Regions from separate parts of the Homo sapiens genome. Here region 1 is linked to region 2. The links are chromatin loops, found by intact Hi-C in ENCODE. Cell type or tissue: lower leg skin. All regions are shown on one strand. Region 1 holds the start of PCBP2-OT1 (PCBP2 overlapping transcript 1). Region 2 holds the start of ATF7-AS1 (ATF7 antisense RNA 1).

Evidence for each region. Hi-C counts contacts between places; a loop is a spot of excess contacts. Peaks named below come from ENCODE experiments on the same cell type or tissue, not always from the same donor. Only the 100,000 strongest peaks of a DNase experiment are listed, where the experiment ranks them.
Region 1: it touches region 2 in a loop (2.0-fold over the local background); 62 of 110 quality-filtered maps call a loop at or near these places.

What each region holds. Positions count from the first base shown.
Region 1 is chr12:53,461,281-53,469,280 of GRCh38, forward strand. It overlaps PCBP2 (poly(rC) binding protein 2), which reads left to right. Exons shown (of 15, transcript NM_031989.5): 8 at 1,213-1,287; 9 at 3,480-3,572; 10 at 4,652-4,693; 11 at 5,941-6,013; 12 at 6,525-6,563; 13 at 7,497-7,552. PCBP2-OT1 (PCBP2 overlapping transcript 1) reads left to right here and starts at 3,188. Exons shown (of 1, transcript NR_109828.1): 1 at 3,188-3,777. In lower leg skin, no CTCF peak of the experiment used is centred here; no DNase peak of the experiment used is centred here.
Region 2 is chr12:53,510,575-53,518,574 of GRCh38, forward strand. It overlaps ATF7-NPFF (ATF7-NPFF readthrough), which reads right to left. Exons shown (of 15, transcript NR_159377.1): 12 at 6,441-6,780. It overlaps ATF7 (activating transcription factor 7), which reads right to left. Exons shown (of 12, transcript NM_006856.3): 12 at 1,480-6,780. The coding sequence ends at 6,563. ATF7-AS1 (ATF7 antisense RNA 1) reads left to right here and starts at 3,410. Exons shown (of 3, transcript NR_046221.1): 1 at 3,410-3,477; 2 at 3,779-3,907; 3 at 4,935-7,034. RefSeq lists a silencer at 5,307-5,548 and an enhancer at 6,515-7,014. In lower leg skin, no CTCF peak of the experiment used is centred here; no DNase peak of the experiment used is centred here.

The sequences.
Region 1 (8,000 bases), 49 kb before region 2:
TTCATATTTTCCTTCCCCTAGCTTTGACTTTTCTTATGGTCTGTGAGCAAAAATAGAAACTGCTAAGCAGCAGTGATCTTTTGGTTCACAGCAGTTGTAGCAGAGTCGGGGAGAAGATGCACTGCATGGACTAAGGAGGCCAGAGATTTATTTGAGTTCCTGAGTAGCTGAGTTAAATTACTTTTTGAATTACTGTATTTTGGTTACATGGAAATTTGACATGTTCTTTAACAACTTGTCACTTTGTAGGAGGGTATTCAAAGTGTTACATAGAGTAGAAAAATGTATGTATGATGATGTTTCCGAATGACTTACAAGGTCCTGATTATACACTATTATTCTATTAAAAGAATAGCAAAATTCAGGAAAATTAAGCCTTTTCAGATTTGTGATATGGAGTTGGTTTCATTGGTGAGAAATGAAACGAATTTTTTCGTGTGTGTGTGTGTGTGACGGGTTCACTTTGTCACCCAGACTGGAGTGCAGTGGTGCAGTATCGGCTCACTGCAACCTCTGCCTATCAGGCTTAAGCGATCCTCTCACCTGTCTCCCCAGTAGCTTGGTCTACAGGCATGCGCCACCACACCTGGCTAATTTTTTTTATTTTTTGTAGAGACGGGATTTTGCCATGTTGCCCAGGCTGGTCTTGAACTCCTGAGCTCAAGCCATCCACCCGCCTCAGCCTTCCAAAGTACTGGTATTACCAGCATGAGCCGATGCACCCAACCTGGAAACTGGAATTTTCAAGTAGAGATTAGAAAAACCTTGATTGAGCCTTTGAACTATTTATAGATAGTGTCTGTATTATTCTAGACATAACACTTGAGTACTTTATTTGCAGTTTTGACCTTATTTCCTATTCAGGCCAAAAAAATGTGAGATACTAAAAATTATCAACAAAAATATACGTTTAACAGTTTTTCATGTCCATTAAATTTATCTAAAATTTTGGAAATAGTGCCGAAGATTATTACATGGACATCTCCCTTGATGAGAATCAGTTTGAATTGTGTAGTCCTTGGACTTACTGCATTAAAGGCAAATAACTTTCAGTAGATAAATTGAGATTAGATCTAGCCAGAGACAATTTGGTAGGTAAGGGGATGGAAATAGTTTTTAATTTAACTGACCTGTGTGAGCTAAAGCCACACAGCTGAAGCAGCTTTGAAACCTTATCTCTTTTTGTTTTTTTCCCCTCTGACTCTCTCCCAGTCCCCCCCGAAGGGCGTGACCATCCCGTACCGGCCCAAGCCGTCCAGCTCTCCGGTCATCTTTGCAGGTGGTCAGGTAAGAAAATTCTCATTTGTGGGCTAGAATGAACAGAGATTATATTTGAAATGTCAACTTTGCCAGCATCACACCAAGCCACTCTGCATGCTTGCTGAAACCTATACTCTGGCCATAGTTTGACCGGCTTTTAGTTTTATTTTTGTACTGGAGAAAGCTGAATGCCTTAATTTTTAGCAGGCAATGGAAGTTTTGTAGGCACTCGGAAGAGGTAACTTACTTGTGGGTTGGGTTAGAATATAAGAGTTGAATTGACTTACTGTCTCTACTTCTCTCCCTGTCCCCACCCCATCCATGTTTTATGTGTGTGGGGTGATATTTAGAGGTCTAAATAAAAGGTAGCAAAGAGTTGGACCTCTGAAGGAGATTCTGGATGGTGGTCTCAAAATTTGGGGGTCCTGAATTTGAGTGTCCTACAAACTTCCCCTTCCCTCCACCTCACCTCCCCTACTCCTACCCCTTCACTCCCAAACTCCAGTGTGTTGTCCCCTAGGCTCTTAACCTCATAAACACTGGTTTGAACCCACATGGCATAACTGAAATCAGCTGGGGTAAGAGTTCAGTGTGCAAGAATAGAAGGGGGGTGAGCATGTTGGGCTGTGGTGCCGTGACCTTTGGTGTTAGAGTAAGAACACCAAAGCACCACCGTGGCCTCTCTGCTCCTTCCTCATCAACCTAAACTCTTGATCTTTGGCACGTGGACTATTCTGAAGTTAGATTATTATGACAGAAGCATTGAAGGACCATGGTAGTCCTATGCTCTGATTGTATTTGAGGAGTAGGTAGATCAGGTTTTAAAATACAGTTGGCCCTTTGTGGGTTCCACCTTCAACCTACCTCAGATCAAAAGTATTCAGGGAAAAAAATGGGTGGTTGTATCTGTACTGAACATGTACAGGCTTTGTTTTGTCATTAAACAATAGAGTATAACAAGTATTTACATAGTATTTACATTGTATTAGGTATTATAAGTAACCTAGAGATGATTAAAATATGTGGGAGGATATGCTTAGGTTATATGCAAGTACTATACCATTTTATGTAAAAGACTTGAATATCCATGGATATTTGTTTCTATGGGGGGAATCCTAGGACTAATCTCCCACCAATAACGTAGGGACACCTAGGGACAACTGCATTGGGATTCAGGTTGAAATAGTGACTGATTTTGGTAGCTGCCTAAGCAAGTGCGTTGCTCAAAACACCTTTTCCCACTTGGGGCTGGTCTGTTACAAGCATATTTAGTTAACTAGTTCCATCTTACCTGCGTTTGATCTGGGAGCCATTTAGAGGGCAAGCATAAACTTGGGAGTCCATCTCTTTCACATTGTGTTGAATTGGCATAAAAATGAACAAGTTTTTAGAGGTTTAGTTTGTCGTGTAGTTATGAGAGGTTTCACAGGAAGGTCGGTTATGTCACAGTGTTAACCTTGAGTCAGTTTAGTACCTTGCTTTTAGAAAAGTACAAACTGGTTTGTTCAAAGGGCTCTCAGTCTAGTTAGTCAGAGTTGGGCAGGATAAGCAAAGGCCCAGAGTCAGTGTCGCCAGAAGGATTTAGCCTTAGGAGTTTTTCTTTCCCAGGAACTCCAGGTTCCTGCTCTTCTGGATTCTCCCACTCCCCCTTTGGAATAGAGTCCCATACTGGGTGGCAGCAATCCTCTGTACTTAAAATTCTTCCTTCACTTCCTTTTTTTTCCACTCCCCATCACACCTCCCCCTTCATACCTCTTTGCTTCCCTACCCACCCTCCCTCCCTCCCTCCCCTTTATTTAGTTGATGACCACCGTCTAAAAATTTGCAGCTTCTTCTATGAGTGGCCCTGTCATGGATTGTTCCCACAGGCCTTTTTAAATATACAATGTCCACAGATGGACCTGTGTCTTTTGTTCCTTTGTGGCAAAGTGGGCTCTGTAGGGGTTCAACTTAATCCCACACTGACCAGGAGCTGGCATCAGCTCTGTTGCCCCACCCCTTCATTCTTATTGAAAATAGCCCAATTGTGCAGTGTGAAATCTGCCACTAGGTAACTTTTTTTTTTAATTCACTGATTACAGCTCGTTTCAAATTGTGTCTGAGCTCCTTTTTAAAGGAAAAAGGAAAAAAATAAACAACTTTTTTTGTGTGAATTTCATGCTGGTGACAAGGTGCCGGATTGACAGCCCTGGAGACTGAAATCCTCTATTTATCCACAGGACAGGTACAGCACAGGCAGCGACAGTGCGAGCTTTCCCCACACCACCCCGTCCATGTGCCTCAACCCTGACCTGGAGGGACCACCTCTAGAGGTGAGAGGGGATGTTCAGTCTCCAAGGCTCACTCAATCCTTCCGCCTCAGCCGAGACTGCCAACACACGGGGGGCCAGTGGCGCTGGTGATTTTTGGTGCTGTGGACACCACCTGTCCACGGGGACCTGGACTGACCCCCCCAACCTCATTTCACCCAGGCCGCGTAGCCCACCAGATGGTAACACCAACTTTTTTTTTTTTTTTAATTTTTTTTTTGTTCAACCCCTCTTCCCCTCTCCCACTCCTCCCACCCCATTTTCACCTTCCTTCCACCCCCACCTGGGTGTACTTTTGGGGGTACTGGCCACTGTGATGTGAGAAACTTCACATCCTGTTAACCAGCCACTCCTTCCATCCCCTCCCTCCCTGTTCCCTTTTCCTTTCCTCCTTTTCCCTACCCCATTGCCCTGAAGACCCAGCTCCCTTTTTGGGAGGTTATGTTGTGGGGGGGAGGAGGGCATAGTGGGAGCTGCAAATGCCTATGGAGGGGAGGTGGGAGAAGACAGGAATTAGAACCCAGTGGTTTTTGTTTACCTGTGATCAGCTCCCTACTGTTAGGGACTCAGCTAGCATCCAGTGTTCTTAAGGTCTTTAGGCAGATAGAGAAATAAGTTGGAGAAAGGGAAGTGTTTTAAAACATACCATGTAGGTTTGTGCAGTTAGAGATCTTCCACATCACCACAATTGGTAGAAGGGTTGGGGTGGTGAGGGAAGAGATCATTATTCCTCCTAGGCTATCTTGTATACAGGGAGGAAGAGTGGGGCTTGGTCAGTCGAGGCATTGCTAATCTCACTTCCCACATTTTCATTAAGAAACAGTTATGTATATTTTGCCTTTGATTGCAGGGAACTTGGCTACCTTTATAGGATTCCCCGGAACAAAGTCATATTTAGGGTTCAAAGAAGGCCAATTTGGGTCTGACCATATTTGTGAGATTCCATCTACTGCCTCAATCTCTGGCCTCCCCCATTCTCTAGTTCAACTCTGGCTTCCTGGCTAGTTGAAATGTCTTTTTCCCCCCACTGGGTGGCTGTCCGTGATTGGTTTTTAATAGGAACTGTTTTCCTCCTTTTGTAGGCCTATACCATTCAAGGACAGTATGCCATTCCACAGCCAGATGTAAGTTTTGTTTTCACTTCTTGTTTTGAAAAGCTCCCTCTCCCATCCAAAATTGTCTCACTCCTCTCTCCCAAGTAGCCAGAAGTGAGTTGGGTCTTCAGCATTTGCAGTATTAAGTTGTTTTCTTCACAAGGTCAATCCCATATTTTAGCCCTTTAATCAGGGTAATGCCTTGTTTGCCTTTTAACATTTAACCCCTGAAATTTAATTCAGCACATTAGCTTCTCCTTTCCCCCTGTGTTTCAGATTACCCTGTTTCTAAAAGGGAAATGTTCCATGGTATACTGTGATTTGTTATCTCAGGGCATAGTTTAAATTGACATTGGGACTGTGCTTCCTTGCATGCAGTTCTCTTTTCCATGAGGGTAATGGGAGGTTGGGTTTGCCCTTGGGAACTCCTCAATCTGAGATGACAATTTGAAAAGTATTTGGAGGGATGGGGAAGGGGCTTATGTTACACAGAGAGGGATAGGAACCTGAACATTTCAGAATTCAACTCAAACCTTTCTTGCTGCTAAAACCTCCTATTTAAAAGTGCCGGTATTTAGACTTCAAGGGCATTTTTTTCTGCACTTTTCTTTTATCCTTACTAACCTTTTCAGGTGCTGAGCATTATTAGACTTGGGAAGTTGAGTTTCGGTCTTGGTTAGTGGTAGGCCCCAGGAGAGAGGGAAGTAGACGTGAAGAAGGATTATTTTATGACAGTCAGGACAGTTTATATAGATGAATAAAAATAGCTGTAGTAGTCAGTGGTGGCGGTGATGGGACTAAACCCAGTATGGTTTCTTCACCTCTCTCCTCCTTGCAGTCTCCCTGCCCCCCTCATCTCCTTCCCTCTCCCCAATACTGATGAAACCCTGCATGGTGTGTTTTCCCTAGCACCACTGCACAGTTTGTTTACCTAGCCTGTCTGTGCTTGTCCCTGCGGCAACTGTTGCAATGGCTGCAAACTACCTTCATTAAGTAGCCTCCAAGGGGGATGGTCGTTGGGCAAGTGCTGTTGCTTTTCTATTCCCACACCCAAAAGGCATTCATTCTCTTCCAGGCACCCATTCTATTTCTAACCCTTACCCTTCATATTCTGCCAATCCCCAGGATTGTGATGCAAGCCCCATCCCTACCCTCTGTTGTAGTTTGAGTAGTAGAGTCAATTTTGGGAATCAGGACCTGCATTTTCAAATTCGAATGTGCTTGAGCCCTGGCTCTGTTAAATCTTCTAATGCCAACCTCCTGTTTCCTCCTTGCAGTTGACCAAGCTGCACCAGTTGGCAATGCAACAGTCTCATTTTCCCATGACGCATGGCAACACCGGATTCAGTGGTATGGATACCTCAGTGTTTATTTCTGTAAGGTGTAGTGCAAGAGAGAGGCCAGTCCCAAGGTCTCAGCTTGACATCTGTTTAAAACAAACTTCGTTATCCAGCATCCTGCTGGTTTAAACTTGCCTGTCTACTATGGCTAAGCCCAAGGAGGTAATGTGTTTGTTAACGTGGTTTTCATTTGGGGTCAGTTATTCTAAAAGAAAAAAAAAGCCCTGGAAGGTTTGGGGGTGAGGTTTGGGGATGCTTGTCAGGCAAAGGGTAGGCTGATATTTCTTTGAGCCCATCCTGACTGCTGCCCCCTTGATCTGATCAGCACCCCCTTTCTCTCCACCAGCAATTCACAGGCTTGGGTAGAGACCATCCATTTGTGCCAAATTGTGTAGTGTTTTTTTTGTTTTTGTTTTTGTTTTTATTTTGTTTCGTTTTTGGGGCTTTTCTGTATAAGGAATAACTTGTCCGATAGGGTTAGGATGAGACCACCAAACTCATTTTCACTTGTATCTTAACAGGCATTGAATCCAGCTCTCCAGAGGTGAAAGGCTATTGGGGTAATGATTAAAAAAAAAAAAATCTGTAGTATTCTACTGTTATATTAATAAACTGGTGGGAGTCTTGTTTCACTGCCCATGAACCATACCAGCAACATGCACATGGCAGAGAGGAGCTGAGAGAGCAAAGGGGTGGGCCTGGAGCCCCCGAGGGTCCCTTGATGGATCTGGCCAACCCCCTTCTAAAAATGATGAGACAGCAGCCATAGCTGAGATCAGGACTAAGCTTGAGTGTTAGCCAGCTGGCCTGGTTCAGTCCAGGTGTTGTTAAAGATGGGTACGGGTATTTGCTGATGGGATTTTTTTTTCTTTCTTTTTCTTTGGAAAACAAAATGAAAGCCAGAACAAAATTATTGAACAAAAGACAGGGACTAAATCTGGAGAAATGAAGTCCCCTCACCTGACTGCCATTTCATTCTATCTGACCTTCCAGTCTAGGTTAGGAGAATAGGGGGTGGAGGGGATTAATCTGATACAGGTATATTTAAAGCAACTCTGCATGTGTGCCAGAAGTCCATGGTACCCATTAACAGGCATAATATTGGCACTGGTGCTAGTGAGCATCAGGTGAGATACAATTTGGAACACAACAGGAAAGGGGTAGAAGTACAGAAGGACTTGTTTAGACATTGGTCCTTTTTGAGGATACCACACTCCCTTGCCCTTGCTTCCATCCCCCATCCCTAATAGGCTGGGCTTTGCAGGAAATGGCATGAAATCAGCTCTTCTGAGTGTACAGAAGAACCTTTCGAGCATTATTTCTACACCCTTCTCCCCCACTCTTTCCTCTTTGGAGGCTTCCAAGTTAGTGATGAATCCCAACAGCTAATGATGCTGGGTTTCCAGTTTATTTCCTTCTGTTAGTTTAATGTGCAAGTCAGTGAGGTTTTGAATGCTGTGCATTGAATTTGCTTGCTCTCTTCTGTCTTTTAGCAGGTTTGGATGCATCTGCTCAGACTACTTCTCATGAACTCACCATTCCAAACGATGTAAGTGTAGTTAGGTTGCATGGGATGAAAATAAGAAAATAGACTGTAAAGAAATAGATGTCGTTTCAGCAGTGTCCTGCTACCCTTTTTTTTTTTTTTTTTTTAAACAGCCCAGGCTGTAGTGCAGTGGTGCGATCTTGGCTCACCGCAGCCTCCGCCTCCCGGGTTCAACCAATTCTCCTGCCTCAACCTCCTGAGTAGCTGGGATTACAGGCATGTGCCACCATGCCTGGCTAATTTTGTATTTTTAGTAGAGATGGAGTTTCTCCATGTTGGTCAGGCTGGTCTCAAACTCCCGAGCTCAGGTGATCCACTCACCTTGGCCTCCCAAAGTGCTGGGATTACAGGTCTGAGTCACCGCACTTGGCCTACATGTCCTGCTACTTTTAAGCCCTAGGGAAAGAAACTGGGAATTTTATTATTTTATCTTTATTTTTGTTTTTGTTTT
Region 2 (8,000 bases):
CAATAAAATGAAGTGACTACTCCTGTTATCACTAGGTGAACAGTAAAGCAATCTACCATTCCACGTAGCATAGGGCAGCCATTCCATGTTTACCATCCTGCTGCTTCTAGTATTTCTCTAAACATCAATTACAAGTGGCTCTGGGCTGAGCTGCATTCAGAAAGAGGCTGGTTTAGCTGGCTTCCTGTGTCCAGGATGGAGGTAACTGGTCTCCTTTGAAGTTGGAATGGGTTGATTCCTCTAATTTTGTAAACTGCCCAGTTTTCAGAGTGCAGCTTCAGTGGTGGGAACCTCCAAAACCTCATAATCTGGGCTTTGGTATTTGGCTTTCAGCAATTTCCTTTCTTACCCTTCTCTGGACACCCATGTGCTCCTGGCCACAACACAGTGAAGACCACCACTGCCTTTCCTGCTCTCCTCAGGAGGCACAGGCTATTTGTGTCAAGTGTCTACCAAACACCAGCCACAGATAGCTTCTTAAGTCATTTCTCTCCTACTGGGAAACTCCAGAGACACCTGCTATCTCTTTTGTCAAATTCTTCAGCCTGGCTCATTGTTCTCATTTGTGATGTTATTTATAAAGGAATATACAGATGCAATAAATTATCTGTGATTTCCCTACACCTCTTCCTGATTCCCACAGTCTCTGAGCATTACCTGTTTTTCTTGTGAACTCTTACCTGCTTTTTTTGAGATGGAGTTTCACTCTTGTTGCCCAGGCTGGAGTGCAACGGCACGATCTTAGCTTACTGCAACCTCTGCCTCCCAGGTTCAAGTGATTCTCCTGCCTCAGCCTCCTGAGTAGCTGGGATTACAGGCGCCCGCCACCAACACCTGGCTAATTTTTGTATTTTTAGTAGAGACGGGGTTTCTCCATGTTGGCCAGGCTGGTCTCAAACTCCTGACCTCAGGTGATCAACCCGCCTCAGCCTCCCAAAGTGCTGGGATTACAGGCATGAGCCACCATGCCCGGTTTTCTTACCTGCTTCTAAGTAAACTCTACCCCTCATTTCCAGACCAGCCTCCTCCTTACCATAGAAAGCTATACTTTCCGTCTTTGTCTGTGTGTGTGCTCCCTGGTCACAACAGCCACTTTTTAATGGTTGGGTGGGGGTTGGCAACAAAACACTGAAAAGTAAAAGGCCATTTGCCATCAGCAACTCTCCCACCCGCCATCCACATAAAGCACATACTAAGTTTCCTGTGAGTACTTGCTGCCAGGATGCCAAGGGCCCTTGTCTCCAAGGCAGTCCACAGGAGCTCTGCCCTGGGCCTTCTGTCATACTTTGTAATTTATAGAAATCATCCACTTTCTCTAGGCTGTATCTCCCATGTATAAAAACTAGAGACAAAAATCCCTGTTCCTTCTGTCCTAAGAAATGGGGGAGTGATGAAGATGACAGACATGAAAGGCCAGTGACCTCCCAGAAAAGGGGACAATGGGGGCTGTGGATAGAGGAGTGAAGCATCAGACATAACAGTGGTTCACTTGATAGTTTAATGTTATATTTGCAGCATAAATAAGGCACAATATATGCCAGGGCAAGGGAGGGAGGGAGAAGGCATAGCTGGGGGGATAACTGCTAAGTGGCAAGGGGGAAAGGAAGACAGTATGGTTAGGGAGAATAGAGCGAAGCCCCTGCCTCAGCCCAGTCCCAGGAGATTGTGAGAACCAGCTCACAGGGATCATGCTGAATCAGGTGGAGGGGAAAAGGGAAAAGACAGTTTTGTAACAAAAAACAAAATAGCCTGCAGCACTGCATCCTCCTACCTGTCAAAGGCCACCACTGGGCACTGGGGAGACCCAGACCGAGTTGAGTTCCTTGATAAGATGGAGAGGTGTTGCTACATGTCAAAAATATATAGATGAACAGAGATATAATCATAGATACACACTGCTTCCTTTTCAATAGATACTATGTTAGGATGTGGCAGCCTCCACTCTTGGGGCTGGAAGCTCATCTCCTCCCTGCCTGAAAGGTGTGTGTGTTGTAGGGGGAGGAATGGGACAGCTGAAGCTTGGCTGGTCCTTACTGTAACAGAGAACATGGAGTGACCAGTCTGCAAGGGAATATGGGACAACTCCTGTCCAGACCAATGCATGGTTTTAGGGATACGACTAAAATGAAGACAAATCTAGCTTTTGAGATCAGTGATATGATGGGGAAGACTTTAAAGGGAATGGAGGAAGAGACTGAAAGAAATGAAAGCATGTTAGTGCAAAGGCAAAAGATGTATTTGAAATATCCTCCACACCTGTAAAAATTTCCCAGCTTATCCCTAAGAAATGGTTCTCAACCTTTAGTGTGCATTAGAATCACTTGGAGTGCTTTTAAACCCTGCCCCCAGAGTCTGTGATTCAATAAGTCTGGGATGGGGCCTGAGAATGTGTATTTCTAACAAGTTCCCAGATTACTGTGGCACTGCCCTAAGGTAAAGTCAGTGAAACTATTGCTCATAGCCACTTCTTACAGCTAAAACATCACTCACCAGTAGCTACTGCTGGTGAGATAACTCTGTGCTATTAGCCCCCCATTAAAAAAATAAACCCTAGTAGCTATGATACAAACCTACATCTACAGAGGACATAAGCTCCTTTAACCTGCCCTACTCTCCCCAGCCTTTTCTCATTCTGGGGTAGGACTTTACCCCAAAGAGAGACAACACAGCTGATGCAGACGGTGGTAATGGTGGCCAGCAGCCACCTACGCTCATTCCTGCTAGGTAACCACCTTGGTATGGGGTGGGGGAATTTATGTCTGTATGCACATTTGTGTGTACAAACAGACACAGAGAAATCAGTCCTGTACTATGAGAGGGATGACTAGAGTTATGGGAGGCTGTAGTGGGGTGGAGGGAGTCCTTTAATCTGCCTTAGGATCCCCACCTTTCCTGTTCTTCCAGACACCCCCACCCCCGTCAAACATTAAGTCTAAAGAAAGCAGAAAGAGCATATCAACAAGGCATATGTGATATAGCTAGGAAGACTGGAATCTAAACAGGCTGGTTATGAAATTTAAAAAAAATAATGTATTTCCTTCCTGTGTATATAATGTACAATATTAATGAAAAATTAATGATTTGGGGATGGGAAGGAAGTTATGAAAAAAGGAGAAAACTGGCGGGGATAGCTGTATCAGGGGCTAGCACCTTTAAGGAGCCTCTCAGTGTGGAGCAGGGGAGCCCCAGAAACCACAGGAAGAATTTTTTTGGTGTCTGTTTGGTGGTTCAGGCTGTACATAGGGCACGGTTGGGGTTAAGCACTCCATCTACCAGGATGGGTGGTGCTAGAGGGCAGTGAATCAAGAAAGGAGCCAAAACCAACAGAACAGGGATAGAGAAGTGAGCGAGAGGAGGTTCAGTTTGCTCAGTCCCTCTTTAACCACTACTTAGAGTACATGGTCTAATGCTTAGGGCCAAGGAGGGAGGTGAAGGCTAAGGAAGTCAGATTTGAGATGCATAACCAGCAGCAAAAGAGTAAGTAAAGGGGGCATGACTTTTTTTTTGTTGGCCTCTCTAGTATTGTGGGAGGCTTTCTTAGACTTTTCAACTCTAAGCAAACTTTCTGTTAGGGGAATGGGGCAGAAAGTGAGCAGACCAGAAGACCTGGTTCTGTCCCCTCCCTCTGTGGCCTTGGGTACGTGGCAGCTAGCTAGAGTGCTTGTGTATCGAGCACTCACATTGGAGTGGGGTGGGAAGCCTGAGTCCTGTATTCACATGAACGAATTCAGGACACCCACCATACACTCAGCTCCTTTCTGAAAGTGTCCTCCCTTAGGCCTCTAGAAACGCCATGGACTTTAGGAAGGGCCAAGTGACACCTTCCATGATGTTTGGTTCTGGTCCAGATGGATCTGGAAGACAAAGATTTGGGGAGAGTGACCACATGGCTGGTAGCAATAACAAGGTAAGTGAAGTTACCTTTGACTATCAGAGAAGTTTCAGGGCAGCAATTATTCTGCCTCCTTAGTGAGACTGAGAACCAACTCAAGAACTATCTAGGGGGTTCTGACCTGCTGCTTCCTTATTTCAGTGCCATTTTGTTACTGTGGTTCTGGCAGTGCTCCTCACTGAGGTCCCGTACACATCTTCCCACTGATAAAAATGAAGTTAGGACTAGATAATTAGTCATGGGGGCTAAGAAATAAAAAAGACCCGCTACATAAATTAGCCACCCAACACAGGGACAGACTGGCAGGGCATGTATGCAGTTACAAATTAATTCTTAACTGTAAAAACACTTGACTGAAGGGGGAAGAAAAATAGTCAAGAGTCTTAGGAAAGCTCCTTAGGAGCCATAAACTCAGTCAAGCTTTAGGGCAAGGCTGCTACTGGGAAATCAAGACAATAAAAAAATGAAACAAAACTCTAAAGCAGGAGAAAATCCCAGGGAGCAGCCAGCTAAAGGGGAAGTCCTGAGCACAAGTTACGGCTGTGAATTTTTAAAGGCAAAAGTGAAGTCCCTGGATGTGGTAACCTGCGTCCTGACCATCTGCCATAACATTTGCTAGTCTGAATCACTTCAGGGCCTATTCCTGTTGGGTACCTGATGGTAGAGGATGAGAAAACCGTGTTTTCTCTCCTTTGTCTTTAGGGGTGTGGCCTGTTCAGCACCAGCTCTGAAAAGCAGGAGGGGAAATTTAAAACAAATGCAGCAGAACCTGTTACCTGACTGGTTCACTAGGACAGGATATCACTTTAAGGAAACGGGAATCTTGTAGCTTAGAACATTTTCTCATTCCCCTGTGACAGTCAATTTTGGAGACAAAATAAGAAAGGAAGCTGGCAGTTATTTTGTATGTATGTTTAAGATGGAGGTAGGAAAGATGGAGAGAAGGACATTCTTGGCTTGCACAGATGGCAGAAAGTGGCTCTGGGACAACTGGAAGGGTTTCATACGGAAAGGCAATTAAAGCTGACCTATCTATCCACAGGCCTCTGGCTCTGAATTGCTTCCTATGGTCCTGGTAGAAACTGCATAGTTCAGAGCCAAGGGGAGATGAGAAGCCTTAACGTGGAAGAGGGACAAGAGAGATGAATTGCTCCCTCTGCAACCCAACTCTTCAAAGTAAGAATGGTTGAGAGCAATAGTCACCAATTTCCCAGGCCAGAACCTGGGGTCCTTTGCTGGGACCAGTTCTGCACTTTCCCTCTCCTCTTCCTCCCTCCTTTCAATCTTATACTCAAGTAAACCCACTCAGCATCTTGGCTATGACGCTTCAAGATCCTGGAGCACTGCATGTAAAGAGAAGAGAGAAGAAATGGGTTGAAGAAACTCTGGAGGACCTGGAAGACCTAGTGGCTAAGCTAGGAACCTGGTGAAAGAGAAAGAAGATAGTCCAGACGGTGATGGGCACTTGTGAACAGAAGACTCTAGCTCAGAAAAGCAGACAGATGTGTGAGGGGGAGAGATGGGGTAGAACAAAGGAACTCGAGAGTCCCCTACATGACAGCCTCCAGGAGGGCTGAGTCTGAAGTAGTTACAGAAGAGAGACAGGGGCGGTAATGTTGATAGGGGAATGAAGAGAGAGAAGCAGGAGCAGAAAAATGACCAAAGATGACAATATGCTTTGGCCGGTAAACTCTTATAAAACATAAAGGAATCGATTAATCCCTAACTTGATGGAACAAGCTTTGAAATACTTTGTTCCTGTCTGCCCTGATGGTTAAACTAAAGAAGGAGGGAGGGGAGGAGACAGAATCAGCCAGTCAGATTCTGGGCCCTTCCCTTTTCACTACCAAGCAATCTTTAATAATAAGGCCACAAAATGAGGTTGCCAAGGCTTAGTGGGGTGGTGGGAAAGACCCCACCACTACACTAAAGTCAAGGGACAAAATGAGGTACCCAAATAGCTCTGCAAATAGATGAAAAAGAATTAGAACTCTTGAGGGTTTCTTTCTTTTTGGTGGCAGGTAGAGAGAAGGAATAAAGCTTATGGAAAAACTGGAAAATACTGCTACTTCATACATCAAAGGTAACCTTACATTCTCCGTAAGTGAATGTTTTAACTAGAATTAAGGAAGAGGAAAAAGGAAACGGGTAAATAAGCAGCTATGGGAGACCTGAGTCCTGAGTCCATGGGGTGGCTGGGGCTGGGTCAGCGGGTAATATGTCATCAAATCTAGCCTCCCTCTATCTGGCAGGAAGTGGCATGCTGGTAAGGAACAAAAAGGTAACAGCCACGGCTTAGTGGGAAGAGAGGGAACTGAGAAACCCCAAACCTAGAAGTGCCAAGGGTTAGTGTTAAAAGAGACAGATACACGTGCATGGGGCAGGGGTGATTGTTCGGACCATCTGGAAAGGCCTTTGGCTGTGGATGCATCAGAAACCCCACCCTGGGGGATGATCTATGAGGCTCCGGGGCTGGGAGGCCCCCAGCACAGGTGTCAAACGTACATGACCACATGGCTAAAAAGCCCCATATCTGTCCATTACTCACAACACACAATTCCCCCCACCCATATTGCCATGTCCAAGGCAGATGGGAGGGGATAAGATGACATCTCTCTTGGCTCTTGGGCGGGCGAGCTCTGGCTGAGGACCTCTCCACCAGAGGAGGCATCATCTGCCCGCAGACTGGGACTGTGGGGTCATGATTACATGCGATTGTATCGGCATGCTCAGTTCTGTCCTTTGGCTGGCCATCTGAGTGAGGACCGAGGTGGCCACAGCTTCAGCTGCAGAGCGAACACTGAGGCCATTGCTAGGGGCTGTTGCTGAGCTGTGCTGAATCACAGGGGCTGGAGAACCCGTTGGCTCTGAGCTTTCCTTGGGGCTTTCTGCCAGGAAGGAGGGCAAAGAGCAGAGAGCAATTGGTTAGAAAACAGAATGGGGAAAGAGGCAGGACTACCTTTTGCCATAATTCTAAAGGAGCCCAAAAGGGAAATGAAACCCATCTTTTTTTTGGGGAAAACTTCCCAGAATCCTGGCTTCTAAGTCATAAATGGGCTAGGAAATGGGAAGTTGTAAGAAGGGAAGAACTAGGCCAAAATTAACCTATCTATTCCAATAAAATGAATCTCCAACATGTTAATTACACTGTCTGGTTTCTAGGTCTTTGCATAGTTCATTACCAACTCTTATTATTATTCATTACTTCTATTCTTTCTTGTTTTTAAGAGATAGGGTCTCAAGTGATCCTCCTGCCTTGGCCTCTCAAAGTGCTGGGATTATAGGCATGAGCCACTGCGCCTGGCCTTCATTTCTTTAAAGATGATTTAAAATAGATCTCTTTTTAGCCATCCTCTTTGATTAATTCTCACAGGAACTGAATTATTCCATTATTTTATTTATTTATTTTTTTTCCTAAGACTGAGTCTTGCTCTGTTGCCCAGGCTGGAGTGCAGTGGTGCAATCTCAGCTCATTGCAACCTCTGCCATCCAGGTTCAAGTGATTCTCGTGCCTCAGCCTTCCGAGTAGCTGGGACTACAGGTGCACACTGCCACACCTGGCTAATTTTTGAATTTTTAGTAGAGATGGGGTTTTGCCACGTTAGCTAGGCTGGTCTCAAACTCCTGACCTCAAGTGATTGGCCTGCCTTGGCCTCCCAAAGTGCTGGGATTATAGGCGTGAGCCACTGTGGCAGGCCTATTCCATTATTTTTAATGTTCCTTTACCATGTAGTTGTACCACAGGTAAGTCTGATAGATATCAAGCTATAATTAAATGATATTATGAATGGCCAGTCCCTGGCCCGGGTTCAGTTAACATGTAAAACTACAAAGAAATCTTAAGACCCTCCTGACTAAAAATTAGCTAGGCATTAATGATTATAAAACATTATAAGTTATGCCACTCCACCTAAAGTGACACTAACATTTTACTACTAAACACAACTACCTGAGCTACATACAATGGTAACTCCATGTTGCTCATTAGTCAAATGTTTTTAAAATTTTTTTAGAGGGTCTCACTCTGTCACCCAGGCTGGAGGTGCCATGGCACAATCACAGCTCACAGCAGCCTTCAACTGCTGGCCTCAAGCCATCCTCCTGCTTC